Linked DNA regions of Mus musculus: region 2 is linked to region 1. The links are chromatin loops, found by intact Hi-C in ENCODE. Cell type or tissue: left cerebral cortex. All regions are shown on one strand.

Region 1 (8,000 bases):
TGTTTAAACTAATGGTTTTCTGTAATTTGTCTTTTTCCCCCCTTTGGAAACACACCGGGCCATTGTCAGCTTTTAAAAAGAAGCAATTTCCTGACTTTTGCGATTGGGTAGGTCAAGGAAAAATTACTACTGTTGAAAACCCATAATTAAATAGAAATGCAGCTGCTCTTGTGGGAAACCAAATTAAGTTTATTCTATTAATACTTGATTCTGAAGTGCAGTTCTGAATTTTTAGCAAGGGTTTCAGCCAGAGCCTGCCTTGCTCCTTCGCTTCCCTGACCACAGGCATAAAGATAGCAGATAGCAGAAGAGCGGCTTGGCTTTCCAGGACACTACTGATCTCTCCCTGTCTCACCTCAAAACAACATTTTCCGAAGTAATTTCTGAACACGAAGATAGTCTTTGCCTGTTTACCTCTATTTGTAATGTATATTTTAAGAAAATGTATGTTCTCCTTAAACATTAAAACTACTTCTCTAAAAAACACATTTGCAGCACAAATCTTCAGGATAATTTTTATAAGGTAAGACATTTGGGGACATAATCTAAACCTTTGGATTAATTTTCATTCTCCTTAATTTTTCTAAATGTAATAATCTATTTATTTCATTAAACAAAACTCACGAAAGGGGGTTTACAAAGAACACAATATTGAATTTATGAGATTCCCAGGTCTACTTTCTGACTGCAGCTTTCATCACGAAATTAGGTTTCATTTAAAGAGTTAAAATGTTTCGTATAAACACAAGCCTAGTAAACAAACACAGCCATTTAGAACAATTTTAAAAGTCATAATATTTGTCACTGCTTAATTTGAGTGGAGAAACACCCTTTAACCTCTCCTCGAAAACTCCCGACTGAAATCTGAATAACATTTACATAAAATTAGGTCCAATGTGAAAGCCATATTAATGTATAAATACTATAAAACTATCTATGTATTTAAATTGTCCCCAAGTCAGAACCAAAGCTGAGTTGTAAATATTTGCTCTATCTTTAAGGAGCATACATGATTTTTCAGGACATTTTAAGGCATACAACAATTTAGGAGGAAAGATAGTAATTTAACAACAAGTATATTAAAAAGCTTCCATTTTGAAACATTTACTTTTAGGGGGGGAAAAAAGGAGAAAACTTCTGGTAAAGAATGGCCCTGCTTTAGCTTTGTTTAGAATTCTTTTAAACACATCTTTACCCAACGTGTTAATTTCTTAATGATTACAACCCATTTTAGTCCAAGGCTACAGCACTGGGGCTAGGAAACAGACATATACAATAAGTGTGCATTCCAGCAGCTACACCGTACAGGGAGAAATCACTAGGAAGGGACACTAGCACACAGCTTAAGCAGGGAAAACTCCCACAGGGGGAAAAAAAAAAAACAAACCCAGGGTTTGAGTGAACACAGCCCTCCCTAAGTTTCCAGTTCTTTCCTGTTACCCACGTGATTTGGTCAGTTCTATTCATTTGTTAATGGGCTAAGATTCTTGGAATTATGTTTTCTAGATGCTTCTATTCCACAAGGAAGAAACTCTCATTCTAGGAGTTGTTGTTTGTATAAAATGCCAAAGCAAGAGAAGCAAGAAGCAAGTATCACCAGTGTGCCTTCCTGGGTTCTGCTCCAGAGTGACTGCAGCCGGGGCATTCACAGTTCCCATGGAGGTATTAGGGACACCACAGAGGACCACAGCTAGGGATGGGACAGTGCAGGGTTTACCTAGTTCACAAGCAATGTTACATTTCTGATGGCAGGATTGCGAAAGCACCACTCCCCCCCCCCACCAGTCCCTCTCCCTCTCCCTCTCCCTCTCCCTCTCCCTCTCCCTCTCCCTCTCCCTCTCCCTCTCCCTCTCCCTCTCCCCCTCCCTACACACACACACACACACACACACTCATTTTCAGCCCCCTCCCCAACACCTGTGGTGGATGACACTTTCTGTGTTTCTTGTCAGAGCCCTTGATGGTGGTACAGCCATCACAGTGCATGTGGCTCTGTGGCAGAAGAGGCGCAACAAGGCTCCTTTTTTAAGACTTGTTTTAGTGCGAACTTTTGCTTTGTTTGATTTTAGTCTTGTCTTTTCGTACATCTACTTAAAGCCCAGCAGTGCGAGCTACCTTTGTGTCTACTGCACACATCCAGAAAGCTGCTTCTATTTAGAATATGGAAATAATCTGAGGAACGAAGAAGAGGGATCAAACACATTTAAATATGTAGAGTTGCATGCCATTCTTTTTCCCACAGTTATTCCTACCTGACTTTCAAACCAACAATCCTAAGTGTCAAATTCAATTGCAAGAGATTCCCATTCATGCCTTTTACTTACTGGGTTGTTGAAGAAGAAGAAGAAGAAGAAGAAGAAGAAGAAGAAGAAGAAGAAGAAGAAGAAGAAGAAGAAGAAAATTTCTTTTTTCCAAGAAGATTAATGAAAGTAAGTTAAAGTGAAGTGAAGCACATTTGATCTTGTAATATCTGGCACAGGAACACAATGTTTATAAACCCTCTTTTTTTTTTTTTTATCAATCTACTGTTTTTTCTCAAGTGCCACGTATACACTATTACCTGTTTCTTGAGGGTGGTCACTGCAGTCTGTATGACAAGGTCTTGTGAGTACATGGTGCTGAGAAATAGATATATTAACCAGGGGACAGATCCAGACTCTGAGACACTAACCCTTCTCTCCAAGAAGCTCATAAAATGAGAGTAAAAGTCTCTGCTGTAAATTCATCAGTGAGCAGTCGTCGGATGGGGCCCTTCTTTGAAACTTTTCTGATTCATAAATAATATAGTAGTTTATAAAGAGGACATTTTGTGGGCAGCGGGTAGGCAGCAGCCTCACGATGCATCTGTTGTCACAGAACCCGGGAGAGCTGAATCAGGAGCCGCAGCATTGGGATGGGAAAGATGCATAGGAAACACTGCTGAAATAATGATTAACCCACAGTACCAAGGCTTTCCTTGGGGGAAGCCTGAGTCATGAATGGACTCGATGAAAGGAACCTGCCTGTGTCAAGAAATTCGGGACGCTTACCTGGACTTGTTTCGAAAGATACCAAATGCAATTTTTGATAATTTTGTCCAAAGCCTTGAAAAGATGTATCCATATTCTTTAATTACTAGGTAATTTTTAAAAGTTGTTTTCAAATATATTGTTTGTGAATTTTTTAAAAGAATCTATCTTTAGAATTGTACTGAATGGGGAATTTGACTTAATATAGTATTCAATATGAAGTTAAATTAACCAAAAACATGATGTCTTTTGTGCTCTTCTTTTTTTCTGACCCTGACCTCACCCCTATTTTCTCCTGGCACCCAGAACATGAACATAGCCAAAAGAAAAGAAAGGGTTTGTGTCACATTTTCTCCATTATTTCTCTTTTAGGTCCAGAAATTATTCCTCAGATTTCACTTGCTCAGTTCAATGTGTCTAAGCTGGAAAGAACGAATTGAGAGATGTATTTCTATACAAGAATCTCAACAGGGAAGCGTGGTTTGCTTCAGAGTTACTCCGAATGAGATAAAAATCCAGCTTTGCGTCTCAATCTCGACAGTGATAAATAGATCCTACCACAGCTGGGGATCGTGGTGGGGCTCCCAGCAGACAGGAGATCTTTAACCTCCTCAGATAAGAGCAGCACAATTATATCTATAGATTTCCAACAATACAAACTTAGAAATGTCATGCAATTAGTCTGCCATTTGCCCCCATCAGCTGGAAACATATTTTGCCAATGTGAGGGAAGAAATGAACTAAAAATCTCGCAAATGCTGATATTGCACAGCGAGTAAACCGCACAGCCTCTAGGTAAAGAGAGGGTGTACCAAGCCAAAGCACCTGCCCTGTGCCGCGTCCCGGGATTTCCAAACTGGTTTGGAATATTTTGTTGTCATTTACATGATAGCCTTAACACAAAAGTCTACACCGTCGTGTAAGTCCATTCTGGTCCATTCTGTTGGGCTGAGCCTTACAGTCGTGGCTAGAAACACAAGCCTTTAGCCCATTTCCCAGCAAACGTTGACTATGGTGCCATCTTCTGGTACCATGAATTCAGTAGTTGCTGTGTTCCACCTGAAACTGCAGAGCTTTCCTGATTTGGAGAATGAATCAGCTGCAGTCAGGTTTTTCAAACAGGTAAGTATTTATTTGTAAGTGTGATGCTGAGCTTTTTTGAACCGACAGCTCAGCTCTGAGGTTTCTGTCCCTCTGAATATTCAGCTGTGTTACGTGGAAAGCTTCTTGTTCGGTCTCCGAGTTTCTCTTTGCCGCTATTGCATTCTTATCTTTTTGGAGTGTTTCCCCTTCCCAAAGAACTGTTTCTCCGTACACACGTTTTGGTGCAGGTCTCTGCTTCTTGTGGGTTTTGGCCCCTTCACTTCTACTGGTAACACCTGAATTTGTTTCCTACTCTGACCCTGCAACTCATTCCTATCCTCGGGTTTCTTTCTCTTACCTCTTAATGTCTCTTCACTGAAACCACCGTTATCGGGTTTTTTGGGTTTTGGTTTTTGTTTTTTGTTTTTAACATTATGCAAACAAGTAAAAGGTAACAAAATGTCGATCCTGTAACTGCTCTGAAGCCGTGAAGCCCTAGCTGCTGTTGCTGAGCGTTGGAAAGGAGGCTCCATCTTTTCATGTGCATTCGGCAACAGATAAATAACCAAAATAGTACTGTCTCTTTCAACCTTTCAATATGTTCAGTACAGTTAAACACCAAATGGAGTAATGGAAACACACAGGGGAGTTACAGATCTTTGCAGTGTTTTGCGATCCACCAGAAAGGGAAGACTGGCAGTGCTGTGCCCAGGCTGGGGGATCAGGATACAGAAGGAGAAATAATTAGGTGAGCTAGTCCTAACAAAGGCACACGAAACAGGGTAGTGGAGGGAATGGGAGTCCATAAAGGAAGAACTTGTAAATTCCCGATTAAAAGAATACACAAAAGACATTCAAGTATTTGGTTTTCTAAAATAAAATTTTAAAAAAAAGATTAAGGAAAGAAAAAGTTATGGTTTTTTGTTTTATTTATATTTTTTGTTTTTGTTTTTAATTGGGCTTGTAAAATTTTAATCAGGGAGACATATGAGTGACAAATAAGGTGTGGTAAATGAGAAAAATTGAAAAGAGAAAACAAGGTGGACAGACACTGATCCCAAAAGAGGAAACCTCAACAAGGGGAGCAGGGAGCAAGGCCCAGGTGAGGCTGGAAAGCCTGGGCCCAAACCTTCAACTTTTTTTTAACCTTACCCTGGGAAGGAAGGAGCCAAAATAGCACTTGTTTCCTAAGGCAGTGAATGAGAGCAGTGTGCCTGCCAGACCAATGCAGAAAGCAGAGCAGGGCTCAACCAACCTGGCTTCACCAACAACTGAGCCAGAACAGGTTCTGTGCCGTGCACACCTCTGTTGCAGAAGAGCCCATGCATGCGTCTCTGTTCCCTGCTTCACCACCACAGTGTCTTAACCCCACTCCACATCTCAGACAGTGCTTCCCACACTTGGCCCCCTGGCACCCCTTGGGAACGTTTATAAGTCTTTAGGCCAGGGACGGGAAAGATGGCGTGGCTTACGTGCTTATACTGCTCTTGCAGAAGGGTCTAAGTTCATTTCTCAGCAACCATGTCAGACAGCTTACAGCCGAATGCACCTACAGTTTCAGGGAGATCTGAAGCTTCTGGCCTCCACTGGCACCTGCACTAACGTGTATAGACACACACGAGCACACACACACACACATGCGCACACGCTCAGGGACCACCCCAATGTATAACAGAGGCTGTAATCCAGTGCAGCAGACTAAAAACTGCCCCCAGGGGCAGAGTGGGCAGCTTGAGCCCGTTGGTTGCCCAGGGGAAATTAGCCCTGCAATAGCCACTTGACATTCCTTTAAACGAAAGCAAGCAACATTAACTTTTTGACCTGCTACCAATTCTGTGTGTCTCGGGGTCCTGCGATTTCCACACCAAGGCCATTTCCCTTCCCCTGTGCTTGAGAGGGGGGCCACGTCTGTTTCCGAATTCTGTGGCCGAGGACAGGCCACTTCACTCTCCCAGTGTCAGCTCTTCCTTTGTGAAGTGGGCTGCAGCACAAAGCTGTTGAGAGGATCAAGCGAGATAATGCGAGCAAATCCCCGGCTTACTGCCTGCCAAGTAGTCAGCGCTCCAAAAATGTCAGCCGTTATTATTATCCATTTATTCATGAGTCAATTCCCTGCCAACAGAAGGGATTAGGAAAAAAAAAAGTCTTGTGAGAAAAGTATGAAGAACTTTATCACAGTAGCCTGGGAAGGGGACATCCAGAGGACAGAGAAAGGAAAGGTCTGGAAGGTGAGAAGGGAGAGGGACTGAAGCAGGAGGGTGGGTGCTTCTGCGAGATCCAAAGGCAACTTAGTGCCTGATGGGCTTTCTGGGGTTTGTTTTTTTGGGTCCCCCCCTCCCCATTACTGATTAAAGAACTAGAGATTTCAAAATCAACCAGCAATCCAATAACTGGAGAAACAGAAACGTGCATCAAGGGAGGAAAGAGTTTTAAAGTAGCCACCAAGCTGAGGACTCTTCTCTCCTCCTGTGCCTGCAGACTGGGCCCTTTAAGTCTAGACAGGCCAGCCCAAAGTCTGCTTTCTAGCACTCCAGCAAGGTCGTGTCGTCAGGCCCCACCTCTGAGCACTTGTCTCAATGTGGCCAGAGACTCTCCCTGAAAATAGGCAAGCCACTCCTGAAGATTGGGTTTGTAACTGCCCTGTTCTCCGTACCAATATGAAGATCCTGTGCGAGCGATCTAATTATAGAAACTCAGCTAATGTCCCCTCAAATGAGGGCTGGGCAAAGAAGGAGAAGTATGGAGGCAGAACGGCCAGGCCAGAAGAAACTACACGGTGAATAAGAAGAATGCTTATAATTGAGTTAAATGTATTATCTTTAAGCGGTTTGAAGTCTGAAAGGCAAATTAACCTAAGAAGCCCTTGATAACCATCATGGTGGGGTAAAACAGCAGATCACACTGGGTAGGCCGGGCATCATCAAAGGCCAGGAAAGCTAGATGATTGGCCATTATGTGTAAATTGGAATCTTTTTTCGCAATAATCAACTTGTTAATTTTCAATGAAATTATTTCAAAGAAATTTCTCATTTCCTGAACTCTCTGTACTTGCCTCTGTCCACGCCTTTCACTAGATGGATGTCATGTCAATGTTTAAAAGGAAGTATTTATGCCTTTCTTTCAGTACTTAATTACTGCCTGTCACGCAGTGGAAGATTTCAGGCCAGCCAAGCAGAGTGAAATGTGGAGCCTTTCAAAGCAGAAATGCACTCCGTCAACAAATGCAGAGCGCAACACCTGATAGGAGCTGACTTGGCGCTTGCTGCCACGGGGACTGGTTAATGAACACACTCACTCAAACTGGGCAGCTCCAGCCCCACAAGGAGCTCAGGCCAAGGAGGAGCTAAGGGGTTAGGGGTGAAACTGCATCTCCCTAAAATTCACACTCTGGTAGTCTAAACCTCACCATCTCAAAAGCTCCATTAAAGATAGAGTCTGTCGTGATGCGGTGAGTAAATCAAAAGAAGCCTTTCCTATAGACTCTAAGACAATCTGCCTGTGTTCTCATAAGAGGACAAAGTTTAGACAATGAAATGGAAGGACCGGTGAAGACACAGGAAGAAGATGAACATCTACAAATTAACAATAGGCCTGGGACGATCCCATCCAGCTGACACCTAGTCTTGGACTTGCACTCTGTGGAACTTCAAGAAAACACATTCTGTTGTTCAGGCAACCTGGTCTGTGACAGCCCTAAAAAAGTAAAAAAAAAAATAAAAATAAAAAGTAAAAAAATAAAAAACCTAATAAACCAGCTAAATATTTACAAGCCTGTGGTTCTTCCTCACCCATGAGGTGACTCCAACTTCCTTCAGTTACATCTTTGTGTCCTCTTTCATCCAGAGGTCTCAGCCCTAATTAACCCTGAGTCCTCCAGACAAAGATCCACTACTCTGTCTATACAAAGCG
Region 2 (8,000 bases), 1.0 Mb before region 1:
ATTTTCCCCAGAGAACTGCCTTTTGGTCTTATAACCTGGTGATTCCTTGGTTTCATTTGGTACTTTCCATCAGAATAAATGTTAGTGCCCTGATTGACACATGACTGAGGACAAGATTAGCCCTGCTCCAGGGACTCATTTTTGGGAATTGGCAAGAGAATTCAGACTTACAGCATCGGGGCTGAGTGTAGAAGGGGTCCAGTTGTCCAAACCTTACAAAATGAAGCCCAGTTCCTAGTCATGGTTGTCATCCACTAATTTCTTTTAAATGTAAACGAGGAAAATACCTAATTAAAAAAAGAGGAAAAAAAAAAGCAAGCTACTTTCTGCTAACCTTTAGCTCACTTGCACATATAATAGAAACTCCCCACAGATGAAGGAATGGTTCTTGAGAGAACCAGACATTGGATGTGGTAGCTCATTATAATTCATGAGGCTGAAGCAGGAGGATCCTGAGTTTGAGCAAGCCTCAGCTACATCATAGTCAGACCCTGTCTCAAAAAATGGACAAAGAAACAGGAAAAGCAAAACCAAAAATAAACCCAGACAATAAGAAGACTTGGTACCCGTAAAGCAGTGTAAAGGGATATTGTGATAAGACTCACAAGCCAAGTACAGATTCTCTCCGTGCAGCTGTGCAGAGAAAAGATTACTTCAGATAGGTTGCTTAGAGTTGAGCTAGTCCCAGGGTGAAATCTGAAGAATGTTCATGATTCTAGAAGTGACTCTTGGGGATCAGTGTTCTAGACAAAGTGTGCTGTCTGTTCAGAGCAAGAAAGTGGATCATCCTCCACCATAAGCTTTACTGGACATGTGCGCATGCCTATCTGTGTCAAAAGAAGAAAAAAAATCTGACCTCAGTCATGTTTGTTCCCTTTTTACTTGCTGGAGTTAGAAAGCTTAGATTGTGGCTTTAGAAATAACATCAGTATACTGCCGCTTACCCCAGAGTTATTGAGGTTCTCCTAATGCCGTGAGTCAGGAACTATCCCTAGAGCGCCTAGGACAAATTTAAAATTCACTGTCAAAGGCTGGGATGAGTTTGCTAACTTTGTAATTAACCACTCCTGCTTGGATTGTTGTGGCTTTTTTTTTTTTTTCTTCCCCTAGGGTAGTTCCCTCTATTCATCCAGCACTCTTCCAAGAGAAAATCATCTCCTATAGCTTTGCTAATAAGATGCTGTTGTGAGCTCACTCAGACCTTACAAAGATGTTCTGCTCCTGGTTTTTGTTGAGCCTTGGTCATTTGGCAGTCTCTACTAATTAAAAGCCTCATACTAATGCAAAAGTGGGCATAGTTATCATCCCCACTCTGTAGACAGGAAAACTGAGGTGTAGAGAAAGGAGACAGCTGGCCCCAGATCATGGTTTGCACAAACTCACCCCCAACTCGCTGCTAATTACCTTCTTGCACTAGAGTAACTGGAGGCTTATCTCCATCCATCTTTAGGACAAAGCTTTGTACAAAGGGCTTTACGTGTAAAATACTCAGTTTCCTTGAATCGAATTCTGTGTTTTTAATTCCATTTCATGGACGAGCGGATTGAGGAACAGAGACACTAAGTAACTTGCTAGAGTCACATGATCAGAAGATGGGGGAGCCAGGAATGATCTGTGGCAGTTCTTTTGGAAGCCCACACTCATTCAGACTTACTGTGGTACCAGGCTTCCCAGTTTGATTTCTTTAATTAACATTTGACTGCTATTCTAAGTAATCAGGGAAGGAGACTGTTTCCAAAGTGGATTAATGCACTAGGCAGACAGCCCTGCTTGAAGGGACGGCACATTGAAGAGAGCCCCTCTAGCCATTCTGCCCTGGAGGTAGACAGTTGAGTGTACACTGTGACCTCTCGATAGTAGAGAGAAGGAAAAGCAGGTACTTTCTCCCTGGCCAGAGAGAATAGCATGTACCCTCTGTTTCCTTGAAGCTGTAGAGACCAGCTTGGGGCAGATGCTCTGGGTGGAGGTATTCAATGCTGTGAGGCACCTGCGTGTCTAGTTACAGCCTAAACAAGTCTCTTCCTGGCTCATTGAGGTGGTGAATTTACCTAAATGGAGATAGCTGTCTTCAATCTAATACTTCCAACACACCTCTCTCTTTAATTATGGTTTATTTTTTACTTATTGGGTGAACACGTGTGTGTGTGTGTGTGTGTGTGTGTGTGTGTGAGAGAGAGAGAGAGAGAGAGAGAGAGAGAGAGAGAGGTGCAAGTGTTAAGAGTGCATGTGTGTATGTGTGCATGTGTGCACATTAGACATTGAGTGTCTCCCTTCATGGCTCTCACCTTGTTTTCTGAGACAGCATCTCTCACTGAGTCTGGAGCTCACTGATCAGCTAAGATGAAGGGCCACACGCTGAGGCCTCTGCCTGTCACAGTGCCCTGGCACTAGTGTTATAGACACACACCACCATGCCCAGCCTTTGTGAGTGGTAAGGCCTGCAAGGCGGGCACTCTCCTGACTGAGCCCCCACCCCCCACCCCCCATACCATATCGCTTAGGCTGGCCTTAGATTCACTGTATGGCCTAGGATGTCTGTGAACTTACTGAAATTATGGGCATTTGCCACCATGCTCAACATGTGTAATTTATATATGATAAACATATTTATATTAGGAGGTTGGTTTGATGAGTTTTGACAAATTTTATACTAGTGCAGCCACTAGTCTGAGCAAGCAAGCCCTTCCCAGTGAATTCTCTGGCCTGCTTGTCTCAATTCTGTTCCCATAGGTTCCCATCTTGCTGTTCTTGGATTTGATATAAATGAAACCACACAACTATATTTGGTTGTGTCTGCCCACACTGTATAATGTGCCTTAAAAAATAAAAGGGGGTAAAGTACAGAGACTCACGGCAGGAAGAATGTCCCAGAGGACTGGCCCTGAAAGTTTTCAGGCTTCCTAGTCTTCTGATTCCCTTCATGGTCAGGGCATCCAAAATGACTCCTGGGTTCTCCTCTGTGCCAATCAGAGAGCACAGCCGCTGCCATCCACTTCTCCTAGTCTCTTATCAGAAGGTAGAAAACCTGTGCCAGGAGGATACAGCCAGCTGTGTTGAACTTGTGGGTGATCACGACAATAGCTTTTCTAAAGGAAGTGGAAGCTGCACAATGATTTTCTTAGAAAGGTAGTAGGTTGGACATATTCTGCAGTGTCCTTTTCATGTGGCAAATGTCAGAAAAGATAAAAGGAGGGAAGGAAGCAGCTCAGCCTGCTCCAGGGTGGTTGTCCAGGGGTCCTGCATGCTCATTTCGCATCTACTCTGAGCTGAGCCGCATCCTGTGCACTTTTCATTGTCGTGAGAGGGAATGTTAGGGAAACTATCCCTCACAAAAAAACCAAAAAAAAAAAAAAAAAAAAAAAAAAAGAAAAACCAACCCAGCTTTTCTTGGCAGGGGAACGATGACTTAAGGAGCCAGAACTGGAGACATACGGTACCCTGAATGGGAGCCGCACTGCTTAGCTGGAGCCGGGGCCAGGCACTATTTATACTGTAGCATATTCGGCAGCAGATTGTTAAGTCTTAATACTGAAACAGTGCATCATTTTAATATTTTTGTTCTGTTTCTTCCCTGTTTTCAAGCATTATGTCAGGCAGTACGTGTTCATTTATCTCACTTGGGACAGGACATGCCCTCATCAGAGAGTTCAGCACAACCCTCTGAATTTTGCCCCACAGCTATGGAGTCATTTTGTGAACCTTTGGGTATACAGGTGTTCTCTCTCATCAGTGATAAAAATATATGTATTCCGAGAGAACAGTGTACTTAGACTCACCTGTATTGTCAAAAGGAAAAATAAAAATGCTATTTTTCTTTTATTTCTAAAACATAGCATTTTTATATGTGACATTTTCTGACATCCCATGGGGACCATCAGATTTTTCATAGCATGTAATAAAAGTTTTGTTACCCAGTGTCATTTGTGAAATGAGTTCTGTTATTTTTCTTCATCAAATTTCTGCATACCCTGCGCTCTGGACCAGAGGGGCCCATAGAAGGAATGAATAAGTTAGCTTTCACCACAAACTGCCTGAGTATCCCATGAATCTTCCTGAAGTAGAGCTCACGTCCGTCCAAAGTTGCTATTCTTTGCAGCCTAAGCTAGCACATCCAGGCTTACCACAGACACCAGGAAAAGAACCCAGGAATATAAACAGAGAGGCAGCTGAAAGCACCTTAGGTGACACCTGCAACCAGAAAGCTAGGGAACTCTGCTCCAGGGGCTCCAAGTACTGTGCCCTAGGAATCGTACCCTATTCACAATATGACTGTGTAGCCCACACAGCAGTCTTTTTTAAAAATTTTTCAATCCAATTCAAAATCAAGTCTTATATTTATATGAAGCTTGCTTATTTGAGGGGGTCGTGGTCTGGGAAATCAGTGGCCCTGTATATTTAGCATCAGTTTTAAGTTAGACTATGAAACAAGACTTTGGGGAAAGGAAATATCAGTATGGTTTTCTAAGTAATTTAAGACACAGGAAAACATAAAAGAACCAATTGTCCATGATTAAATCCCATCCCTTTCATTCCTTATCTCTCTTGTGTAGTTCACTAACCCAGTTGTCAGCCAGAAAGCAATAGCTCATTGCACTGGGTTGTAAATGCTCAGAGTGGGCGCTCAGTGTTGACTATTGAATGACCTTCTTGACATTGAACAACTGGAAGGGTTTAATAAATAGCAGATACATGTTTACTGTGCTTTTCTTCCCTGCGCAGGAATAATCAAGCTAGGGAGGTGGAACCCCCTCCCCCTCAGTTATGTGACAGACGCCCCTGATGCGACTGTGGCCGACATGCTGCAAGATGTCTATCACGTTGTGACGCTGAAGATCCAATTACAAAGGTGGGGATTTCTGAAAGGCTGTCTCCGCTTTCTCTCAGGGGCTGCATGGACCATCCATTCACTGTGGATATCAGCTTGGCTCCGTTCATTTCTAGACAGTGGGTAAAAGGAAGAGAGGGGGAGAGAGGTGTGGAGCTGGGGATGCGGCACCAGGCATCTTTATAGTCCACATTCCAACTGCTTTACGCTGTTTGCAGAGGCAGTGAACTGCTCACTCAGGGGCTGCCTGATAAATCATTAAAAATCTCCAGGGCAGGCGAAGGCTCTCTGAGTCTTCTCTTGGCTTTCTCAGGAGCTTAAGGCATAGCATCTGAAGCATTGGGTCCCTCTGCTGTCTTCTGGTTTGTCTGCTGAGGGGACGGTTTTGTTTAGAGATGTCTTTCTTTTTGTGGTGGTCAGTCAGTGAAAGCCTATGGCCTCTAGGGGGACCTCCCAATGTCTAGGGATTTGCTGTAGCCTTCTTATCGTAAACTGTCTGCAAGTTGTGTCTTAAGCAATGTTGTCCTTCAATGTAAGGATTTTAAACAATGATCTCCTTTTGGAGAATTTTTACTTTAATAGGGACTGACCAAACCCACCCTTTGCTAGCAATTCTTCAGGGCCTTTCTCAAAAGTTCTTCTGTGACTGATAAAGAGTCCTGTCTACTTTTCTCTGGGGAAGGTGAGCCTTCACACTTGATGTTGGTGGAATACCCATAATGAGTTTTGGCTAGGGAAGACCATCACCACAGTACTGTGTCACTTCTGGGGTCCACTGGAGACTGCAGAAGCAGCAGCTTGCTCTCCTTCCCTTTCTTGGGAAGCTTCTAGATGAGACACTGACAGAGGACACAGAAGCCACACAGCATTTGCTGTGTGGTCCTGGGCAGCCAGGGCCATGGGCGAGGGCCTCATGTCACTCACTCTCCCTCTGTTTTGCAGTTGTTCAAAGTTGGAAGACTTGCCTGCGGAGCAATGGAACCACGCCACCGTCCGCAATGCCTTAAAGGAACTGCTCAAAGAAATGAACCAGAGCACATTAGCCAAAGAATGCCCTCTCTCCCAGGTCAGTGCCTCCGTCTTCTCTGTGTCCTCTCTGCAGATACACTGCACTGCTGGAACCCTGGTCTGAGAATGAAAGTTGTCATTTCCAGAAAAGCTTTCTAATGGCTTTTAATCAGTGAGAATGCATGAGACATTTTTGAAGCACAGTCACCAACTTCCCCATTGTGTAGATACGTCATGGTGATAGAGGGAGTCACTTAAGTTTCATGTTGAAACTTCTTCTGCTGGTTAAGTGGCAGGTGAGGCCTTGTGCCAGACCTCTAGTTCCAAAGTCCACATTCCAAGTGGTTGCCTTTCTTCACCGGCAGGAGGGATTGGCCATGCTTAACCATACATCTTGGTATGTAGGTAATTCTTTGCTGTTTCATAGTTAGAGATTGATCTTTTCTATATTTATATATGGTATATAATATACACATTATATATAATATACATAATATACATTATATATAATGTTTGTGGAAGTTTTTTTTTTGTTTTAAAATAAAGTTACCACACAAAAATGCTTCATTAGAAACAATGACAATTCACTTTTGTGTGCTCAGAGACTAAAAGAGACTGTGAACATAAGAAACAAGCACTCCAGGGAAGGTACTAAAGCTAAGTCATAACCGGTTTCCCTGCAGGAGCTTGGCTATTATATAAAGGTTTCAGTGGATAGTATATGTTTTCTTGAACATTGCAATGGCCTATCATTTAAAAAAGAAACCTTGAAGACAGAAGAGAAATGTGGAGAGGTCCATAAAAAGGCAGCAATTGCAGACCATGTTTAAGGGGAAGTCATGATTTAGCTGTTCTGTCTGGCCAGATGCTAGCGAAGTATAGGTTGTTGTGTGTCTGTATTTATTTATTTTTATTTCACCTCTCCAAGCATGCATAAATCGGAATAGCCACTCTTGTCCCCTGATGCTTTTGTGAGTAACCACATCTACAAAAGCAGCCTGAATGTGTCACAAATACAGCATCTGGTGTCTCATTTACTCTCGGCTGGCTTTTGACTACAAAACTTCAGTCCTTGAGAGTTTTGATCATTTGCCTCAGCAGAGCTTGCTCACTCTTAGCACAGCATAGGCTCTTATGAGGGTCAAGAGGGCTGAGTCATAGCCAGCCTTAGTGACAGAAGTGGAAGGGAGGACATATAACTCTAAAGCCATGCACCTTCCACTGTTCCTGGATTCTTGATAGAAGTCTGGGTTTTTGTGGTAAAATATCTGAAAGAAGGTTAGTCTTTTAACCCTTTAAAGTCTGCGGGTGAGTAGTATAGCATCCATTCTTGATGCTGTATAACCACCACCCATCTCTTTACAACTTCTGTCACCCTACACAGGGTCTTGAACCCCTGAGTGATGCTTCATTCTTTTCTCTCATTAGGTTGTGCTAACCTCCTTTCTCACACAAGTGGGGCTATGAGAAGATAGTAGAGGCCACTAGTAGTGACACTGCATGAATTTTATGTGACAAATAATACCTCTAAAACAATCTTTACCTTTACTGTTCTAAAAGTATCATTATAATCTTGAGTTTAGTGTGTTCTGAAAGTGAGTAAAGAGTAGACACGGTCACCCACTGCCTGCCACTTGCATTAGCAGAGTACAGAGAAGCTAGGAGCCACAATCCTGTCCCCCAGGATATTCCCACGAGTGCAGTGGCTGCCAGTCACCACTTTTAAATTCTCTCTCATAGCAGATACATTATGTATCTGCATCTCCCCAGCTCTGAGAATCACATGGCTTTTCACACAGATCTATCCCACTATGCCCACAGGAATGGGTGAAGTTTATCCAATCATTTTATCTTTCGTTTTGGAGGAAAGGGAGGCTCTCAGGCCTCCGTCTTTCTGCATTTTTCTTAATAAATCATGCCATGAGTGAGTGGAGGTGTCAGCCTTTGCTTGTTTTCTGCTGTTACTCTGCCTTTGTTTCAGACAAGATCCCTGGCTGCCTGGAACATGAGGTGCTCATCCTGCTGTCAACCCTTGAGTGTTGGCATTACAGATGGGTACCACACGCCAGCCTCTTATTAGCTTTTAGAATCCTCTAGGTTCCTTCCTTTTTCTGGAATTCTAAATCCTTTGACTGACTCATGAGGGACTAGAAGTCATCATTTTTTG

What was found. Hi-C counts contacts between places; a loop is a spot of excess contacts. Peaks named below come from ENCODE experiments on the same cell type or tissue, not always from the same donor. Only the 100,000 strongest peaks of a DNase experiment are listed, where the experiment ranks them.
Region 2: it touches region 1 in a loop (5-fold over the local background); 2 of 42 quality-filtered maps call a loop at or near these places.

What each region holds. Positions count from the first base shown.
Region 1 is chr1:55,886,952-55,894,951 of GRCm38, reverse strand. It overlaps Gm32949 (a long non-coding RNA gene), which reads right to left and starts at 6,270. Exons shown (of 3, transcript XR_373419.4): 1 at 5,913-6,270. In left cerebral cortex, a CTCF peak has its summit at 4,028 (motif pointing left); DNase peaks (open chromatin) are centred at 5,515, 6,123, 6,626, 7,410 and 6 more places; H3K4me3 peaks cover 4,733 bases; H3K27ac peaks cover 7,110 bases.
Region 2 is chr1:56,895,837-56,903,836 of GRCm38, reverse strand. It overlaps Satb2 (special AT-rich sequence binding protein 2), which reads left to right. Exons shown (of 11, transcript NM_139146.2): 4 at 4,720-4,846; 5 at 5,768-5,891. Among named protein-coding and RNA genes, the nearest start is that of Gm51624, 14 kb to the right of the region's middle. In left cerebral cortex, a CTCF peak has its summit at 5,242 (motif pointing right); DNase peaks (open chromatin) are centred at 1,613, 2,833, 3,459 and 4,985; H3K27ac peaks cover 6,389 bases.